Linked DNA regions of Mus musculus: all the other regions are linked to region 4. The links are chromatin loops, found by intact Hi-C in ENCODE. Cell type or tissue: left cerebral cortex. All regions are shown on one strand. Region 1 overlaps Parvb (parvin, beta). Region 2 has its middle 13 kb from the start of Gm34201. Region 3 has its middle 21 kb from the start of Gm34095. Region 4 overlaps Gm33830 (a long non-coding RNA gene). Region 5 overlaps Parvb (parvin, beta).

Region 1 (4,000 bases), 190 kb after region 4:
GCAAAGAGCAGGTGTCAGACTCAAACCAGCACAGTGCCTATGGGAGGCTCAGGGCCATCTAAGCTCAAAGGGCTGTGGTAAAGCTGAAAATGCAGGCCCAGTCCAGGGGGAAAGGAAGTGTGGACCACAGCTATGGAGCAGTGAGGGCCAGCAAACAGCACAGGCCACTGGGGAAGGTCAGAGACTGCTGGAACCTCAACTTCAGGTACCCCAGGTTGCCGCTAGGGTCAAACCCAGGGACTCACACACACTAGGCAAATGCTCTGCCATTGAATTACGTCCCTAGTCCTTCCTTTTGGACACTGTCTTAGTTAAGGTTACTATTGCTATGGCGAAAGGGCTGGTTTGGTTTATGCCTCCAGATCATAGTCCCTCACTGAAGGAAGTCAGGACAGGAACTCAGGCAGGACAGGAACCTGGAGGCAGGAGCTGATGCAGAGGCCATGGAGAGGTGCTGCTTACTGGCTTGCTTCCCCTGCCTTGCTCAACCTGCTTTCTTATAGAACCCAGGACCACCAGCCTGGGGATGGCCCTGCCCACAATCACTAATCACTGCCCTCCCCCATCAATCACTAATTAAGAAAATGCTCTAATAGGCTTGCCCACAGCCCAACCTTATGGAGACCTTTTTCCAATTGAGGTTCCCTCCTCCCAGATGACTATAGCTTGTGTCAAGTTGTCATAAAACTAGCCAGCCCGGTGGCTCAGGCTGTCCTGGAACTCTCAATCCTCCTGCCTCGGGCCTCCCAAAGTGCTGGGACTACAGTATGTGACACCATGTCCAGCCAGTGTCACCACTGCAGAGTCACACAGCATACTGGCTAGTCTAGAGGACTTCAGCCCTATGACTTGATTCCCTGCTTTTGAAGCTGCACCCTACACCCCAGCCCCGCACAGAAGGGCTCCCCTGATCATCATCTGTTCTCTTGGCTCAGACCCTCAGCTCAGGTGCTGATGATCAATGACTCTTAACCCCAGGCCACACAGCAGGCCTTTTGCCGCAAGCCTTGGAGTCCCCAACTTAGGAAGGGTTGCTTTTGATCCCACTTCCTTTCAATCAATTCCACTGCCTTTCGACAAGTGATTTTAATCATGGTTGGGGGGAGGTGCAGAAGAATTCGGAGAGAGAAGAGCGTGCAACACCCCAAATACAAACAAACAAATAAACAGCAAAAGAGCAAAATGCAGATTTCCCTGCCGGTGGTGAACACACATCGTGCCATCCCTCTGAGAAAGCTATACAGGTTGCTTGCTCACCAAGGCAGACTGGGAATGAAATCTGCTGGTCGCTCGAAGCGGCAGAACAAGCCTGGTCAAGCTCAATACAGATAGAGAAATGCACTGTGTAGAACAGGAATGAGAGCAGAAATGGCAGCAGGAGAGTCACTCCTCAGCGGAGCCGGCGAGGCCCGCTTCCCAGCTGTGGAACCAGCGGTAATTAATCTGATCGGTAATGTTCCCACATACCCAGAAGTCCAAAGCGGTTCTGCTGAGAAAATAAGAAGATTAAATCATTAAGCCATTAACAACAACAACAAAAGAGCTCTACTGTACACCTGCCACGGGGAGAACCACTCCCCCCGCCCCCAAACTGGGCTGAGAGCAGGAACGCTATGTACATGGCGCCCTCTAGTGGTCATCTGTACTATGGCTGTCTGACGAGACTTCGTTCGGGAGGCAGGTCCAGTTTAATCTTCTTTGGCTGAGATAAAAAGCAAAGACCTGGGTTGGGGGGCGGGGACGGGGGGAGGGGTGCTCAGAACACTAGCACTGGACTCTGCAAGCTTGGCAGATGAGGAGCCAGGGCTAAGAGCCTATGTAGACACGCTCCCTGCCCCTGACACTCTTGGAACCCACGGATCCCACGCACTTCCCCAACACATTGGCCTCCCTTGACAGCTCCTTTCTTCGAGGCATTGTCACAGTTTGGCACATCTGCGCCAAAGGTTTAGCTGCCATCACTTCTGTAAAGGGCAGGCGTGTCACCTGCTTGTCTCCTGGCTCCTCAGGGCATCAGGCAGAGAGCAAACTGCTCAGAGAACAGCTGGCTAATCCTCAGTGAGTTCAGGAGCAACTGGGCCAGCAATCTGCAGCTTTAATCAATCATTTATTTGCAGTTATTTTCCCTATTTTGGTCTTTGGAGAACAATCTTGATACGTAGCCCAGGCTAGCCTCAGACTCACAGGCCTTCTCCTGCCTCATTGGTCCAATTGCTGAGTGGGATTACAGGCATCTGCCATCATTCCTGCCTGGGGATTCTCGCTGTAACTCCCTGGACCTCTTTCTCCTACATCTTTTATGGTTGCATGGTGCTTCCCCTTCTGTGATGAAAAAAATGAATGTATACTGAAGTTAGCTTGGGTAGTACAAGCAACCCCATGGGGTCTCCAGGCAGGAAGAGAAGCCTGGAACAGAGACAGACTGGGAGATGCAGTGTGCTGATGGCTGGGGGGATGGCGGGGACAGCACGGGTCCTTTCAGAACTGGAAGAGGTCAGAGATGAAAACTCATCGAAGCCTCCAGAAGGCTGGAAAGCCCAGCCCTGATCCTGACTGATGACGTTCAGGGCTGTAAGGCAACACACAGACTCCCGTTCTAACTAATGAGGTTCTGGTGCCTCATTGCCACAGTCCTACAGAAACAAACAAGGGCATGGGGGGCACGTTGCTTTGATCCCAGCACTCCGAAGGCAGGCAGATCTCTGTAAGTTCAAGGCCAGCCTGGTCTACACAGCGAATTCCAAGACAGCCAGGGCTACATAGAGAGACCCTGTCTCAAAAAGACAGAAAGGAAAAAAACAAACAAGGAGGGTGGCTACCAGAAGCCTTGCACATCCAGATAGACTCTCCCACTGGCCTTTCAAGAGCTGTTGAAAGAGACAAGCCTGGGTCACTCAGCAGCAGAACTTTAGACAGAAAGGAAGAGCTGTTTGACCTCACTGTAGAGAGCACCGCCCCTCCCTGATCCACACAGCAAGGCAGCCACTGGTCCTTGACACAGAGGTCAGGGTGGGGGGTCTTCTAGAAAACAGATTTCCCAACAGGCATTGGCTTTTATGGGCAGACACCACAGGACGGCCACCCGCAGCACCTGAAGCCACCTCCCCTGAGCTAGCCTCTCCGAAGGTTTACCCAGCAGCCTTGGCCTGAAGGCAGTTGGGGACCAGGCTACCTCCAGCTTTCCACACTGCCTGGCCATTTAATAGTTTTCACAGGAGCAGTCGGAGGTGTGCTAATTGCTTGCCCTTTGCAGCCACAGCTGAGCCCCATAAGCCGCCCTCCTCCTGAAGCTTTGTCTTCTCTGCTTTGTCCCCAAGGCCACCTCCTTGGCCCCTGACCAACAGGGCAAGCATATTCTCTCCTCTGCTCCATTCCCCGGGTAACAAGTTCTTGAGAACTGTGGACATTTTCAAATCCACACACAAGCCACTAGCTTCTGTGAGACCCTGGAGGAGGTGGCCCCGGAGCCGTGTTTTGAAGGTGGCTGGCCTGCCAGGAAGATGAGATTCCATCCTTTTGTTTCTGCCATGTGGGGTACTTATGAACAACCTGGCAAACATATCCTTCGATGTAAGGGCCTGTGGCCTGCAGGGGTGTTATAAACCAGGGACAGGAAGTACTGCTCCTCCGTCGTCCCCATGAGAAAGCTAGCCCATCTTCATTCTCCTCTTTCTTCATCTGGTCCCATTCAGCATCCAGCTGGAAGTAAGTCCCCAGTCCAGAGAGATGCTGTGGGAGAGGCCAGAGACTTCAGGGACAGCTCCATGGAGCAGGAAGCAGACCTCTCTATCCAAGCCTGCCACCCACTTCCTCTGCGTTATTGACTGCAGCAGGCTGGAAGAGTGTGGCCACTTGACAGGGAGCAGGGATGTGCCCAGGGAAGGCAGGGAAGTGCTGACCCTCATTTCAGCCAAGTCAGTTCTGAAGTCCCTTTGCACGCGCACGCACACATACACCCATACACTCACACACACACATCCTAACAAGTAAGAGCTGAGTA
Region 2 (4,000 bases), 160 kb before region 4:
CTGTCCATCAACTCTCCTGGAGTTAGTCTCAGGGGGCTCCCGTGTACCTAGCTCGAGGGTTTGACCTGAGCCTCCGGGTCTGTCTGTCTGTCTGTTTGCCTATCTGTTTGTGTTCCTGTGCTGTTACAAGCTCTGGGATGGACAGGATACAGTAGGGATAGAGAGCACCTGAACACCCCTGTGCTGGCCAGATCCTCTCCTTCAGCTTCCCTGAGACCTTACTGCGCGGAAGTCCTGCCCCCATTCTAACTTGGCAGGGCCGGAGGGGAAGCTGGTGCAGAAATTCCAATCAAAGGCGAATGTGTCCTGGAGGGGCTCTATGCTCTCCCTGCCCTGCTGGGTCACAGATACTCCAGGTGTGTTTGTGTCTGAGAGATTGCTCCAGGGTTTGAAGCTTCTGATATTTCCAGTGGGATTGCTAGTTTGGCTTGCAGGGGCCTCCTTCCCCGGTTGGTGTCCGCACCGTGGCCCAGAGCTGGGAAAAGAGCTTCAGAGAACTCTGACTTGCTTGCTGTCCAGCTTCTGTAGGGCCTCCCCTGGTGTGGACAATCGCTTCCTCGCTGTCTGCGTTTCAGATGTAGTCTCCTATGATCTCTCCCCTCACAGCCACTGCAGACCGCCGCAGGAGGCAGACCTGTGACACTCATTCTCCAGCTATTCCAGCATGTGCACCTTGGCCCGGCACAGTTTTACCTCTGGCTCTTGACCTCTTCTTCTGATGGCTCGTTGTGAGTGACTGGCCCTCTGAGCCAAGCGACTGTTATCTTGGGGAGTTCTGCTGCAAAAGGCTGATCCCAGAAAGGCTTGCTGACGGTTTGCAGCCACTATGGAGGGGTGGAAAGTTATAAGACCCTCACCTGAGTATCCAGACTATCACCTGCTGTTTGTGACTCTGCCTTAATTGCATGTGACAACAGGGAAGGGCTAGAGGGACCAAGGAAGACTAGGGGAGAGGGCTCCATCTATGCATCTAAGGGAAAGCTGTTGGGTAAGGGCTGTCTAGGTGCTATCTGTTGGGGGTAGCAATGCCCACACCCCTGCATGTAACCCCTCACCTGTGTTGTGTAAGGAAGGCCAACTTATTGGCTCCCCAGAGAGAACCTTGGTGGAATTGCGCCTCAGTTTACCATTGGGGCCTTAGGAGAAGGGGAAGCCATTGCTTATGTCTCTCCCTGGGGAGAAACTTTAATATCATGGCTCCACTCCAGATCTTGCTGATCCCAGCAGGCAGGCAGAGGGCCACTCTGAGGCCTTTACATCTGCTGTGTCTCCCCGAAACTTCTGAGAGTTCACATCATACGTCTCTCCAGGCTGAAGTCAAGGGGAAACTCCCCAGGCACCCCCAGTAGTCCTCCCTTCTTCCCTCTCTCTTTTCTTACCTTCCTCCCATCTTCTGTCCTCCCTTCTCTCCTCCCTTCTCTCCCTCTTTTCCTCACCATGGGGTTCTGTGGGGTGGTGGCAGAAAGACTTCTCTACTCTGGGGGGTTAGCTTTGGCTGTCCTCAAAGTTTTGCCTGCTGATTATGCTGTATTTGTGCTTCTCACTGGCATCTGTGCCTCCCACACACGGGCCAGGCAGGACCTTCAGTGCCAAGACACCAGTGCCTACAGAAGGCACTGGTCCTGAGTGTAGAGATCTACATCTGACTCTGTAGCGCTTCAATCTGCCCTGCAATCTCCAGTCGTACCTGTAGGGGGCAGCCTTGCACCGATGTGGACAGGCCTATGAGGTCCATTTGCCAGGATCTGGTGTAGTTGACAGGTGGGGCAGCTTTGCAAAGCCCTTGCTTGTTCCGTGGTTACTAAAGTCAAGTGCATTGGGCCACAGGGAGCATGGTGCCATCCCAGCTGTCCATTGCTGTCCTGCCCTGCCCTGTTGCCGACTGCTGTGCTGTCTCTACCTGCACGCTTGGAGTCTCTGTGCAGGGACTGGGCTGCTCCTGGACAGCCCATTGGGCCAGAGTGTCACTTGTGGCTGCACCCTGGCTGTGCCTCTCTTCAAGATGTCAGAAGATAGTGAAGAGGCTGCTTCTGAGGGTTGGAGATGTTTACCACTAAACGCGGAGCTCCTGTCACCATGGCAACATCCCAATCTCCTCAGATCCCCACATCTGCCCAGCACCTGGCTTTTCTTAATTTGAGTCTCAGACATTGACTCATGGAGCCTCCCGGCACCCGAGAATTCATTTTGTAATTATCCCATCCTACAGGTAGAGAAACTGAGGCCAAGAGCGGTCGGAGACCCAGGTCTCACATCAGGGTTATGCTCCCTTGGCTTCCGGTAACAGCCTCTATATTCTCCCTCTACTAGCTTCTTGGCAACTCGTGACTCACTTTGGAAAAAGGTCCCAGCTTGCTGCCTTCATGTCTGGAGCGGGCTGTGTGCCAACTGCTGAGGGTCAGAGTACTGGCAATCCGGTGCACATGGACACATAGGGCAAGAGGCCTGGGCTTAGGGGAGAAGGGGACAGGAAGAGGTGAGGAGGCAGTCTCTCCTTCACTCTCGGGAGCCTGGGCTTTGTGATTGCCTGTAAATTCTGTTCTTTTCTCAGCTGCCCTTGTCTGTGATAGGGGCTGCTCTGGTGAGCATAGGAGCACATTGTGGGGTCTTCCTTTCTGGAGGGCTTTAGCCTCTTGCCCACATGCATGTCCCTACCTTTTCCTTCAGCTGCTACCTTCCTGAGAGGCTCCTCTGATATGCACCCTGCTTGGGGGTGAGCCTGGAGGGCACATCTGGTTATTGCCCCATACAGCATACTCCCTCCTTGGATAGGTCTCCTTCTAAGTGCCCAGCCTTAGCAGAGAAATGAGCCTGGTAGAGGCAGGACCTCCCCCCTACCCTGACCACCCTCCTAGGCTGTTCCTTCAGAGGATCCTCTTGTCCCTAGGGCATTCAGGGATGCCACTTATTGGTCAGAACCCGAAGAGGAGGAGCCTGCTCCAAAGCCCTTATCCTGGGCCCTTCCCATCCAGGATCCTCAAGGATGGGCAGGGAAGGGAGTGGGGAGGGATGGCCATTAGCAGATGCTGTGTCAGCTGCTGATTCATTAAAGTCACGGGTGTCACTCTGTGAGCCAGAGGCTTGGGCATCCCCCACTGATCTCTAGAGGCTCTCTAGGCAGTATTTCTAGCAGGATGGATGGTGGATCTCCCAGCCCTCCCTCCCTCCTCCCCAGGTTCCCACCTGCCTCCCAGGCTTCTCCCCCTCCCCACCGCACCCCAGGCAGGGGGGTCCCCTCCTGACTTCCACTTCTTCAGCTTCCAGGAAGGAGCAATTACTGGTGCACTGAAGCTGCACGGTGCCACCCAGCCTGCGCTTGTCCCCATGTTTGTCAGGAGCCGGCAGCCTCATTTACCCTGCTAACTGCAGGCCTGATAAATGTGAGCGCCATCAGATGATCCTGGCAGAGGACAGAGAAACACAGCCTTATGATTGCTTCCAACCCCCAAGATGAGACTTCCTGGCCCTGCCCATTCCACTTTGTGCCCCTTGTTACCCAGGTGTGGAGACACCCTTACTATTGGAATCCCAGCATGGCACATACATTTTGCTCAGGGAAAGGCTGGCTCCTCTAGGGTCTACAATGTGCTACTGGTTCTGGCTTCTTTATCACCCACTCTTGGCAGGGAGAGGCAAGGCCCTGAGTAGCTATCCAGGGCCTGAGGAGCAGGCTGCACAGAGCCTCCACCCTATGTAGTCTTTGGCTTTTATTCTGTGTGAAGCCAGGAGCCCTCTGGATCTAGAGCTTCAAGGACACCCAGGACCAAGGATGGGACAGACTCGGGACTGTTAGCTGGTGACAAGCGGCTGCCTTCTGAAGCAGACCCAAAAGTAGCTCCAAGGGGCTCAGGACATAAATAAAGGGAGGATCCAGGATAGCTCAGGTATGAGCCAAGAACTGGAGTCCCACTTTCTGAGATGGGGCAGGAGTGGGGCTCTGGTGGCCCCACTTGATGACTCTGATGCAGTTGCCAAGGATTCAGTGTCCCCACAGTTTACC
Region 3 (4,000 bases), 150 kb before region 4:
AAGGGGCCATTCTTTTCCACGGTGTTACCTGGATGTCATCTGTCAGGGACCTGGCTTCAAGGAAGGCTTGAAGACAAGAAGACAGCTCCTACAGAAGACAAGGGGCCTGGGCTGGTCCTGGAAGTCTGTCCGATTCTTACAGGTCCAAGTCATCCTCTCTGGAGTCATGTCTCTGTTGCAACTTTCTAAGGTATGATGGGACAGGCTTGTAAGCTCAGGATTCAATAGGCTGAGGCAGAAGACTCATGAATTTGGAGGCCTTCTGTGGGTAGCAATTTCTGTCTTAGCAATTTTCTTAAGTCTCTGGTCTCTGTGGCACTGAGACATTGAGGTTCCTCTCATGGTTTCTGTCATGTGGCTATGTCACACACCAGTGACCTCTGCTTGTACTGTCATTGAGGTGGAAGGCAGCCTGTTACCAAGGCTTACCCTACTTCAGGTAGTAGTACCATCGCTGTAGTACTGGTACTCAATGAGGCTGAATTGTCTTTCATTGTCAAGTGGGAAGCGGAGACACAGGAAGAAATGGACCTTGGGGGTAGGGCATGGTTGGGGCTGTCCTGAGTGTTGTGCTGAAACTTCTTATAAAGGGTTTTTACTAGATTATAGATTTAGACCTTGTCTCAGACAAACATACAAAAATAAAGAGGTGTGATAATACATTGCCCTGCCCCTTCCAGTCCTTTCTCTCTGCTCCCTGTGTGTGCGCAGCTGAGCTGTGACTTCTCAGCTTCCTGCTCTGCCTACTTGCTACCTTGTATGCTTCCCTGACATTGGGACCAGTCACCAATTGCTTTTGGTCACCGGGTTTTATCATAGCAACAGAAAAGTAACCAATACACTCAAAGCCCACCCCCACTTCCTCCAGGAAGGCTGTATCTAAAGTTCCATAATCTCTGCAAACAGAACCATTAGCTGGGGACCAACTGTTGGACACCTGAACCAGCAGGAGGTGGACATTTCTCATTCAACCCCCCACCGCTACTACTGGGGAGGCTTTAGCCTCAAGGTAGACCAGCAAAGGGGAGGGAGCCAGAGTGAAAACATTTTGGGAGCCCACGGGTGGGTAAGTGAGAGCACACAGGGCAGGCTGGAGAAAATGGACATTCAGCCAGCAGTGTTGAAAGCCAGGGACCGTCAAGAGGCTTGCAGGCCGTGATGACAACTTTCCTGACAGCTAAGGAAGGGAGTCCATGTCAAACCAAATGGTTTGCTAGCCAGGATTTACTCTCAAGGGAGGGGAAAGTGCAGGCCTCTGGACTTAGCAGAAACAACACTGGAAGCTGGGGAACACCTGAGTATTAAACTCTGCCCCTCTTATACCAATGGCGATCATCCAGCTCAGATCTCTGTTCTGGGTGACCTCAGGGAGCCTGGCTGCCAGGCTGACAACTTATGGGATGCTGGCTGGCAAAGGCCAAGCTCTAGGTGACATGATGGGGTGATGGACCCATGCCAGGGGCTCAGTGGAGTCCAGTGTTGCCCTGCCATATTCCATGCTCATGTTTGGCCACTGACCCTGTTCCCAATAGTAGCCTGGCCATGTGACAAGGTGGCAGATTCTTGTGCACTCTGCAACTGCCCCTTAGTGCTCCCACTTTGGTGCTCCCATCTAGATGCACCTGCCTTGATGCTTCTACTTTGGTGCTCCCACCTTGGTGCTCCCACTATGGTGGCCAGATGTGCACTACTTCTGTGGGTTTGCTCTACACCTATTTTTGGCTCCTCCCATGACTGTGCACTGTCTAAATCCCAGGAGTACCCTCATCCCAGAGCACTCCTCACACCCCCCTTCCTGGACCAGATGCTAAACAGTAGACCTGTGCCAGCTGTTATCCAAGTATGAGTGTGACCAAGATACCACATAGAGTGGTCCATGTCATGTGGGTGTTTTTCACTGTGTGGTGTATAGACTTTTCCCACTATGACAGATGCCCAAGAGAACCAATTTGATAGGAGAAGGATTTGTTTCAGCTCAGAGTCTCTGAGGGCTCAGACCATGGTGGGCTGCTCCATTGTTGTGAGATGGAGTGAGGCAGAGACTCATGGCAGGAGTGTGTGGCAGAGTCAAGCTTCATTCTCCCATCATGGTAGCTGAGACTCAGGGGAGTGAGGAAGAGCCAGGGATATGATACAGCACTCAAGGACACACCTCCAGAAACCTTCCTCTAGCAAGGCCTCATTTTCTAACATTTCCAGAACATTCCCAAATAGTTTGGGGCTAAGGCTTTGATGTGTGACCACATGGGGGAGCACTCTGAAGACTAGGAATAGGAGGCCTGGGGAGGTGCCTCTGTTAGTAAAGTATTTGCTTTGTAAGAGTCAGAACCCAAGTTTGATGGCTGTAACCATGAACCAGACAAAGGTGGGGGGTGGAGGCAGGCAGTTTCCTGGATGCTCTCTGGCTGGCTAGCTTGGCCCCACCTTGGCAAAGTTCTAGGCCAATGAGACTCTGTCTCAAAGAAAACGTGGAAAGCACCCAAGGAGCAACAAACACCCAAGTTGTCCTGCCACCTCCACGTGCAAGTGTTTGGATCTCTCTCTCTCTCTCTCTCTCTCTCTCTCTCTCTCTCCCTCCCTTCCTCCCTCACACACACCCCCATAAATCACTGAGAAGAGCTAAGAATGTGGCTCAATAGGTAGAATGACTGCCAAGCATACGTGAGGTCCTGGGGTTCGATCCCCAGCACCAACTAAACCAAATGTGGTGATACACACCTGTAATCCCAGCTCTCAGGAGCTAGATACAGAAAGGTCACAGGTTCAAAGTCATCCTTGGCTACACAGGGAGCTTGGGGACCAGCCTGGGCTATATGAGATCTTGCCTCATACATTAGGAAAAAAAATAGGGACGAGAAAGTTACAGGAATTTTCAGGGTACAGAAACTCTACCGCAGGGGGAGTTTTAGGATGCCTGATGGGATGGTAAGGCTGGCCAATAGCCCAGATGTGAGTGCCAGGGGTCAAGAGAGAGCCACAGGAGAGAAAGTGTCTGAGGCAGGTGAATGCCAGGAGTTGGGGGAGAGGGTTTAAAACTTGTATGAGAATACAATGCCCCAGGTGAAGCCTCTTTTGGAGAAGAATGTGAGGAGGGGAGAGCACTATGCACCGCTTCTGCCGCTAGTCTGCACAGTCACATGGCCATTTCTGATTCTGTTAGGAGTTTGTATGGACTATGGCAGGATGCTGGGCAGATGGCAGGGTACAAGAGGGTCTGGTGGTGATTTAGAGGGGGCCTTACATCTATAGTGGATGTCAAGGGAGACACCGTTGTGTGCAAACCCCACAACTTAACAAAATACACATACTACTGAGACAGTACCAGTTGGATCTGTAATGTCCCCCAAAGGCCAATGTGCTTAAGACACTTATATCCCAATTAGGCCCTGCTGGGAAGTGGTGAGACTTGGGAAGGTGGAGTCTAATGGGAGATTTGAGGGGGTGTGTCCTACAGGAGAGGGTGAGGTCCCTCCTATTTCTTGGCTTTGCTCCTCCATGTGTCCCTTGGTGATGTGCCATCTAATCACAGGCCAAAGCAATAGGGTAAATGGGTCATTGTGCCAAAGAAACCTTTCCTCTTGTTAAGCTGATTATCTCATGTATTTCGCTGCTATCATAGAAAGCTGACTAATGCACCAAGATAAAGGCCAAAATAGTCACATAAAAGAGTTGAAGTAGTTTGGGGGGAGGGAAGGGGTGGGGAGGGTGTGTGAGATCTGCTGTTACAGAGAAACAGATGCTAGAATGACTTGGCTCTTTAACACATGTACGTGTGGGGCTTAGAGAAATCAACACTAGAAACATTGTAGCAGCCTTGACTGGCCTCAGAATCTTGATTCTATTACCAGAAACACCTCTTTTTTCCCTGGCAAGCACCAAGTGTCAGGCTTTAGGCAGAGGCAATTGAACATGGCCTTCACCGACTCCCAAGTACAGCCTTGACTCTCTCAGACCTGCTACAGAGGACATTTCCTCTGTAGATCTCCCTAAAACCGATACT
Region 4 (4,000 bases):
GAGCTGTCCTGCCTCACCTCCTTCAGGGCTAGCATGGTTGTCACAGCTGCAGTCAGAAGGGAGCAGGAGAGGAGAGAACAGAGAACTGGGCATCTTCGTTTAGTCCTGGTATAGGCAGCCAGGTCTTTGACCATTCTTTAGGGCCTGTGGATTGGGAAGCTTTCTGGATCCCCAGGTCAGTTCTCTAAGTCTGAGCTCCCAAGTCCCCAAGATGGCTGTGGCATCTGTAGCTTGCTCATTTCTGTGTACCTGACCCGGTCAGCCAGTTGCGTGTTCCCCCCACCCCCGGATAAGCGAAGTGAGGGAATGTGTGCCTCCTCCCACCCCCGACGACCCCAACCCCGACCACCCCCCCCCCCGAAGCATCAGTGGAGAGCTGATGCTCTACGTGGCTTCCCAAGTCTCTGGGCAGCCTGACTTTGGCAGCTCTGTTCCTACAGCACAGAGAAGCCAGGGCTGTGCTGTGATCTGCGTGGCTCCAGAAGAGACTGGGAAACAAACATGCAGTTAGCTGTCCAAAGTGGAAGGTCAATAGGCTTTATCTGGGTAGCTTTCACCTCAGAGTCTCTACCTTCCACCAGGAAGCCTTCCAGGGCTCCTCCAAGTACTTGTTCCAGCAAAGATCTCTCACTCTCTGTGGATAAACAAGGCAACAGGTGCCCCTACCCCCTCCATGAAAAGATCAGAAAGTCCCATGGAAAGTCCCCTGGTCCAGCATTTGTCTGAGGACAGAGCTGAGGCCTGATACAGCCTTATCCTTTCTTGGGGGAACAGGGACCTCTAGACCTCTTGAGCCCTGTTCTACATGCCCAGGGTTAGAACCCTTGAAGAGGAGGAAGGAAGAGACTGATGGTCCCTGGAAGGTGGGGACCACTCCCTGAAGGAAGTCTGGGGGAAGGAACAAAGGGACGTGTCACAGCTGGGGAGCCAGCTGGCTCTTGCCCCCTGGGGCTTTGCCTCCCCCTCAGCCTTCCCCAGGAGGATTCCAGAGAGAGCAGGGTGGAAGCCTTATGCCCCCAACTTCTAATTAAATGGCAGCGATTTTGACGTGGCAGGTGATCTTCTCGGGAAGCCTGGCTTTAAATTTAGCTTCCTCCCCAGCCAGCCCTTTGAAAAGGCTGCACTCCGCGGAGAGAGCATGAGTCATCGCCAGGCCGGCCCGCCTGCCGCTCGCTCGCCTGCCCGGTGAGCAGTTGCTTTTGCGGGGGAGCAGGCCTCCCGAAGGCAGAGATGTAGTAAATAAGGCCGGAGGATGAGGGTGGTGCTGGGGTGCAGAGCAGGGCTCCCCACTGCAGGTGCTGCCGTGATGGGGTGAGAGCAGCTGCTTGGTCAGCTGTGAAGGAACCCAGCCCACCTCCCAGCTCGACTCTGGGTGGGGGAGGGGCTCTACGCGTGACCCCGAGCTGCCTGCTTCACTTGGTCCTCCCTGCTCTGGCAGCCTGTCTCTCTCTCTGCATATGCAAGGGAGAAGGAAGCTGAGAAACACTCTCCTTCCCCCCTTGGCATTTCAGCCCCATTCCTGAGCTTGGGGTGGGTCCCTCGAGGGCTGGCAAGATTGCTCAGTGGGTAAAGGCCTTCCTGCCAAGCCAGACAGACCCGAGTTTATTCCCTGGGACCCATATAGTGAGTGGTAGGAGAGAACTGATTCCTGAAAGTTGTCTTCTGACCTCCACATGTCCACCATGGCATTCAGGTATGTGTGCACATAGACGTATGCACATACAAAATAAACAAGTAGAATGTCATTTAAAAGGGGGGAAAGGGAGGCTGGAGTGTGGCTCAATTAGAAGAGTGTGTGCCCAACATACATATTTAGATTCTGTCCCCACCAACACATAAACTGTGCATGGTGGTGCATGCCTATAATCCTAGCTCTTAGGGAATAGAGGCAGGAGGATCGGGAAAATTCAAGGTCATTTTCGGGAGTCTGAGCCAACCAGGGCTACTTAAGATCCTATCATAAGTAATAAGAAAGAAAGAAAGAAAGAAAGAAAGAAAGAAAGAAAGAAAGAAAGAAAGAAAGAAAGAAAGAGAGAGAAGGAGGGAGGGAGGGAGAGAGAGAGAGAGAGAGGGAGAGAGAGAGAGAGAGGAAATATCTTGGAGTGGCATTGAAGTTTAAGGTACTGAGATGGGAGTTAACAGGGATAGTTGGGGTGGCCCCTGGTACAGCAATACAGCTGCAGCAGTATAGCCACCACTGAAGGATACTGGGGTCAGCTGGACTGAAGCTGTAGCAAGGGCCGTCTCATTGAGCCCTCAGGGAAATATGGCCTCAGACACACCTTGATCCAGGGAAATATAACTTCAGAACTGTGGGGAGTGGAATAGGCTTCCTAGCGTGGTCATTGTTAAAACAACCACAGGGCACTGGGATGCAGTGGCAAGAAGAAGGGAAATGGAGTGGGGCTACACAAATGATAGGACCTCCTTCCCCCTAGAGGACAAGAAGGCATTGGCAGGACCAAGGACCCACTAAACCAGCACTTGCTTGTTGGCCTAATGATACGGTCTGCCATTGATCTTCTTGCTGGTCCTGGTGGTCATCCTACTTTACAAATGAGGAAACTGATGCTAAAGAATTTTGTACCTTAGAGGAGGGATACCTGGGCAATGGGATGCAAGCAGAATCGGGCCCTGTAATTGTGGAGAAAGTACATGTGTAGGGAGGTATGAGGGACCTTATGTGCCCATGCTGGCCTCAGTGTGGGTGGCACAGGCTGCCTGCAGAGGAAGTAGTCAAGGGAGGAGACAGGGGCTTGGGCTGTGTCCTGCGGAATTGGGCTGGCCAGAGGCAGGGCATCAGTGGTCACTAGCCACCATGTCCTCAGGTGCACACACTCATTACAACATGAGACTGCTTAGCATCAGTGTTGGAGGGATGGAGGGAACTCCTCCCAGAAGCCACCATACACAGATCCCTCTCGCCAAGACAGCCTTCCTCACGTGTGGGGATGCACACAGACACGCCATGCATGGAGGCCACGTGGGAATGCCAGGCAAAGTGAGACATCCATACATCCCATACACCCTTTGTGTCTGAATATCTGTTGATGCATCCCCCCAGATACCGTGATCTACACCATGACATTCATCCAATTCACACCACCCATGTACACACAGAAAACATGCTACCCACAGCCACAGCACACACACATACAAAGCAGGCTACATTCGGCTCCCTGCACACACCACACACACCATACACATGTCCCATGACACCTAACACATGCAAACACTCCAGACCATGCCATACAACACATATACAGATGAGACACACGCATAGCATATAACACAGACACAACACACACAACATCTACTGCACAATACCCATGCCTAACACACACGTATCAGATGTCACACAGGGTATCCCACACTACACCCCACTTCTCCCAGCCTGACCTGCTTCCTTGCTGTCCACACTAGAGTGTCTCTGGACTGGCCTTCACTGCAGAGATCTTGGGACCAGGGTCTCAATGGGAGCCAGAGAACCCAGCTCACCTAACCCTGCTCCTACCAAGACCTGAAGTTGCTTCGATTTGTGTGGTCCCCCACACTGACATGGCGTGAGACAGAGGACTCAGAGGAGCACCCTGTCTCTGTCTTTGACCTCAGCTGAAGTAGGGTCTTCCTCAACTTCCTCTTTGGAAGGTTTGCATCAGCAAGAAGGAACACAGAACTGCTTTGGTTTGTGTCCATGACCCTGAGTGCTGAGGAATCACACCACACACACACACACACACACACACACACACACACACACACACTTCTTGCCCTCCCCCAATTACCAAGCAGGCTCTGCCTACCCTCTGGCCCTCTCCAGAGCCTGGCCTTACCTATCTTGGCAGCTTTGGTGCCCTGGCCATTGGCTGAAGTAGTTCCCATGGGCATCCCCAGTCTCAGGTGGGCCCAGTAGGTTAGCCCAGGCTATGTCCATGAAGGGAACCAGAGCCTGGATGCTGTGATGTGGGAACCAGAACCCCTTACCTGCACAGGCTTGGGT
Region 5 (4,000 bases), 170 kb after region 4:
TCTTGGCACAGATGGGGGTGCCTGCGGAGGTGGAGACAGGAGGCTCCCTAGAGCTCACTGGTCAGTTAATCTTGCCTAACTGGTGAACTTCAGGGTCAGTGAGAGACTGTGCCTCGAGAAAGAAGGTGGAGAGCAACTGAGGAAGATATCTGACACTGACCTCTGACCTTCACTCACACACACACACACACACACACGCACGCACACGCATGCCTTGCCATCACCATCCCAATCACCATGTCCAAGGGTCAGAAAAAAGTTAAGTTGGTGCCACACTCCAAGCCCTGGAAAGGAGGCAGGTGGGCCACCCAGGGTAGCCGCCCCATCCACTGTGACCTTGTGGCACACCATTCAGAGCTCAGTGTGCAGCCTTAGCCTCAGCTGGGGGTCAGTCATCTCAGATGCTCCGTCTGAACATATGGTAAGCAGCTGGCAGCAGACAGAGCCAAGCCTGAGTGTACCACAGTATCCAGCACACCAGTGCCTGTAGAGCAAAGCCGAGCTCTGACGTTTTCGTGATAAAACCTAGGTGTCTACAAAACCATCCTCATGGTCCAGCCGTATTCTTTAAATCAAATTATTAACTGGGCAGTGGTGGCACACGCTTTTAATCCCACCACTTGGGAGGCAGAGGCAGGCGGATCTTTGAGTTCGAGGCTAGTCTGGTGTAGAGAGCAAGTACCAGGACAGCCAGAGCTACATAGAGAAACCCTGTCTCAACCTCCCACCCCAAATTAACTAATTAATTAGGTGTGGGAGAGCCTGTGTTTTGTAGGCATGTGTGCCACAGCATGCATGTAAAAGCCAAAGGACAGCTTTCAGAAGTCAGTTCCCCGCTTGCTCCACGTAGGTCTCAGGCATCAAAGGCCATCAGCTTAGGGCAAGCACCCTTCCAGCATCTCATCAGCTTCATTTTTAAGCCACAGAACCTTATTTAAGGTCTGGTATTCTTAACCAAACATCCACATTCACTCTTGACTATTTGGTATTCAGCCCACTGAGGAGTTTGAAACCCCACTCCAGGGAACGGTTAGTCCCATGGTGCTAAATGCCAGCTCTAGGTGGCTGCTCCCCGGTGGGAGCACTCCTGCCCCAGCAACAGGCTCCACACAGTTAGACTCAACCCAAATCCTCACCCACCATTCACTAGCTGCCCCGTCCATATCTCTGGCCTCCACACTCCATTCCTGAGTCTACCTCTGTATTCCACTCTGGCCATTTCTGAAGCCTGGGGCTCGGCTAACACCACTCACCCAGCTCCAACCCCAAACCCTCCATCCTACCCACTCTGCACCCAAAAGCCTAAGTGACCTTTGTAAACACAGGTCATAGTATGGCTTTGTTCAAACCCCTAGTGGCTCTTGTGACAGACTGGAAGGAAACCCTTTGTCTACCAGCCCAGCCAAATTCTAGATCCAATCTCCTTCCCTGCTCACAAAACTGCCTCAGCCTCTGGATCCTGCTTGCCTGGCCACAGACCCTCTGCCTCTGAGGTTGTACAAGGAACTCTGCTGGACCGTAAGCTTCTCGGATGGGTTACCATGGCCACCCAGATGTTCAGCACCTCTTTTGCCAGCCATCACCTTGTCTAAGGACATGACCTTCCCCATCACCACCGATAACCTAGCACTTTAGGCAATGTAAAGTGATGGACTCTGCACCAGTCCTGGCACAAAGGCGTATTTGGTAACACTAAGGAAAGCACCTCAGGGCTGGAGTGGTGACTCAGTGGTTAAGAGCACTGGCTGCCTTTCAGGAGATCTGGGTTTAATTCCCTGCATCCACAAGACAGCCCACAACCGGCCATAAACTCCAGTTCTAGGGGATCTGTTGCCCTCTTGTGGCCTCCACAGACACTGCATGCAAGTGGTAGACACTCGTGCAGGCAAAACATTCATGACATAAAATCAAAACAAATAAACGCTTAAAAAAAGAAAATTAGAAGAGTGGTCAAGATGCCCAAGCCAAGAGGCAGAAGAGAAAAGGGGGTGGGGGTGGGGTGTTGGAAGAAGTCAGAAAAGAACAGGGCAAAATGCCCTGGATAAAAAGGCATTTGGAGATGCTGAGTCCCTGGTCCCGCCCTTGGGTTGCTAAGGTAAGGAAAAACAGGACCTGAACGAACACGACTTGTGCCCAAGGCACCTGACAAACAGCTGAGAGAAAAGCCTTCGGAAGCCAGAGAGCCAATACCTCACCACCTCCCTCTGGCAACGAGGTGGCCAGAGGTGACAGCATAGCCTACAAGACATGCTCACAACAGGGCCAGCCACCATCAGAGCTGGTCCTGAGACTGTCATCCATTGTGGGTGTTTTTGTTTTTGAGAGAGAGAGGGGGGCTTTTGATATGTAGGCTAGGCTAGCCTTAAACTAGCAATCCTCCTGCCTCAGCATCCCAGGTGTAGGATGACAGGCATGAATCACTGCCCCAGGGTAAGGCATCGTGAACATTGCCACCCCTCACCACCGACTCTGTTCTCCATTCTCCTAGCCACTCTTCCCTCATTTCCCCCTGAGGCTCAGACCCCAGTGCTTTGTAAGGCCACCCACTTTAGCCATATGGCACCTGTATGGCCTTTAACTACCCTTGAGACCCACAGCATCTGTCACTGTCTGCTCAGACAGACTGCAGCTCCAGAAGGGCGGGGTAGATCGATGTCTGCTTCGTGACTCACTGACCTAGAAGCCAGTGTTCAGGGAGGCTCAGGATCATTTGATGGAGAGGCTGTCCACCTGACCATCTTTCCTTCCACCCATCTCTCTGGAGAACACACTCAATCATCCTTAGCCAGAACTTGGGGGGACAATAAAGCCTGGAAGCACGAATGAGGACAATGACATGTTCTGAATCAGGACAAGGACATGTCCTCTCAGATGGGTTTGTTGGAGATCAACCCTCTCTCCCACCCCATCCTAACAGTGTTTATAACTAGATGAAACACGGGTGGCCTGAGAGATGAGATAAGGGGCCTGAATCCTCACTGAACGCTGTTTCTTTGGTCCATGACTGCATGAGCATCCGAGATGACCTGCTGCAGCCCCAAGGCTGGGTATGCACTGGCCAGCAAAGAAACCATGGATACGGACAGCAATGAAACCCCAGATGGGGCCAGCAGGAGGTGTACGCCAAGCTCTGGGTCTGTTCCCAAGAGCCCCAGGGCAGGAAGGATGGTGCTACATGGCGGGGTCCTGGCACTCACCCAGAAGTTTCTGGAGCACCTGGCCATCGTACAGGTCCTCCTCCAGCTGCTTCACAATGATGCGCTCCTCTGCCAGCACATCGTTGATCCAGTCCAGAAGTACCTGGGGCAGGTGAGAGGCATTGTCACAGAGTTGCTAAATAAAGCCAGGGTCAGAGCAGGCTCGGGTGGGCAGCGGCCCAAACGCACAGGGGCTACCAGACACCTGCCTGGTGACCACGGAAGACAACAGGTGTCTCTTGGTCCGTGGCCAAGGTAAGAGTGGAGAACTAGATCCATACATGAAGCTAGGACTTCCTAACAGCCCCCAGCAGAGCCTGGCAGAACCCGGGTAGGCTGGGAACCTGCAGAGAGCATGGGTAGAGAGGATGACACCTATCTCCTAGCGGAAGAACTCGCAGGTGCACCTTCGAGCAGTGGGCGCTTGGAGGCGCCATATTCTTGTACACTGGGTTGAGTTGACCCTTGGGTTATTCAAATGCTGATTTCTCTGCTCTCAGATCCCATTTCGTAGCATTGTAATGCTTACACCAAACATCTCCTGTCTCAAGTTTGTGTAAACAATCCTTATCTTTTATCCTCTGCCTTGTCAATAAATGCTGATCACCCCAGTGGGTGGGCAGAGTTAAGAATAGGGTGGGATGTCCATCAATTAGAGGAAGGAGAGAGGAAGAGAGGAAGAGTCAGATCAGCTAGGATGGAGGATTTGAAGCCATAAGGAAAAGGTCTGGAGAAAGATCATGGAAACACACCTGAAGCCCAAAGAGCCAGATCAATAATGATATGCAAGTATCATGGGATGG

What was found. Hi-C counts contacts between places; a loop is a spot of excess contacts. Peaks named below come from ENCODE experiments on the same cell type or tissue, not always from the same donor. Only the 100,000 strongest peaks of a DNase experiment are listed, where the experiment ranks them.
Region 1: it touches region 4 in a loop (3-fold over the local background); 6 of 42 quality-filtered maps call a loop at or near these places.
Region 2: a loop joins it to region 4, with 2.7 times the contacts of the local background. A loop is called at or near these places in 9 of 42 quality-filtered maps.
Region 3: it touches region 4 in a loop (2.3-fold over the local background); 2 of 42 quality-filtered maps call a loop at or near these places.
Region 5: it touches region 4 in a loop (3.0-fold over the local background); 4 of 42 quality-filtered maps call a loop at or near these places.

Annotation. Positions count from the first base shown.
Region 1 is chr15:84,258,132-84,262,131 of GRCm38, reverse strand. The region is part of intron 1 of Parvb (parvin, beta); the gene reads right to left. Among named protein-coding and RNA genes, the nearest start is that of Gm33723, 20 kb to the right of the region's middle. In left cerebral cortex, a CTCF peak has its summit at 1,630 (motif pointing left); a DNase peak (open chromatin) is centred at 1,593; H3K4me3 peaks cover 386 bases.
Region 2 is chr15:84,612,132-84,616,131 of GRCm38, reverse strand. No RefSeq gene overlaps it. Among named protein-coding and RNA genes, the nearest start is that of Gm34201, 13 kb to the left of the region's middle. In left cerebral cortex, a CTCF peak has its summit at 1,690 (motif pointing right); DNase peaks (open chromatin) are centred at 1,693 and 2,037.
Region 3 is chr15:84,595,469-84,599,468 of GRCm38, reverse strand. No RefSeq gene overlaps it. Among named protein-coding and RNA genes, the nearest start is that of Gm34095, 21 kb to the right of the region's middle. In left cerebral cortex, a CTCF peak has its summit at 2,237 (motif pointing right); DNase peaks (open chromatin) are centred at 2,271 and 3,829.
Region 4 is chr15:84,447,913-84,451,912 of GRCm38, reverse strand. All of the region lies in intron 2 of Gm33830 (a long non-coding RNA gene), which reads right to left. It also overlaps a transcript of Shisal1 not described here. Among named protein-coding and RNA genes, the nearest start is that of Shisal1, 3.3 kb to the right of the region's middle. In left cerebral cortex, a CTCF peak has its summit at 2,463 (motif pointing left); a DNase peak (open chromatin) is centred at 1,145; H3K27ac peaks cover 712 bases.
Region 5 is chr15:84,282,062-84,286,061 of GRCm38, reverse strand. Parvb (parvin, beta) reads right to left here. Exons shown (of 13, transcript NM_133167.3): 4 at 3,198-3,300. Among named protein-coding and RNA genes, the nearest start is that of Gm22890, 39 kb to the left of the region's middle. In left cerebral cortex, a CTCF peak has its summit at 1,842 (motif pointing left); a DNase peak (open chromatin) is centred at 1,818.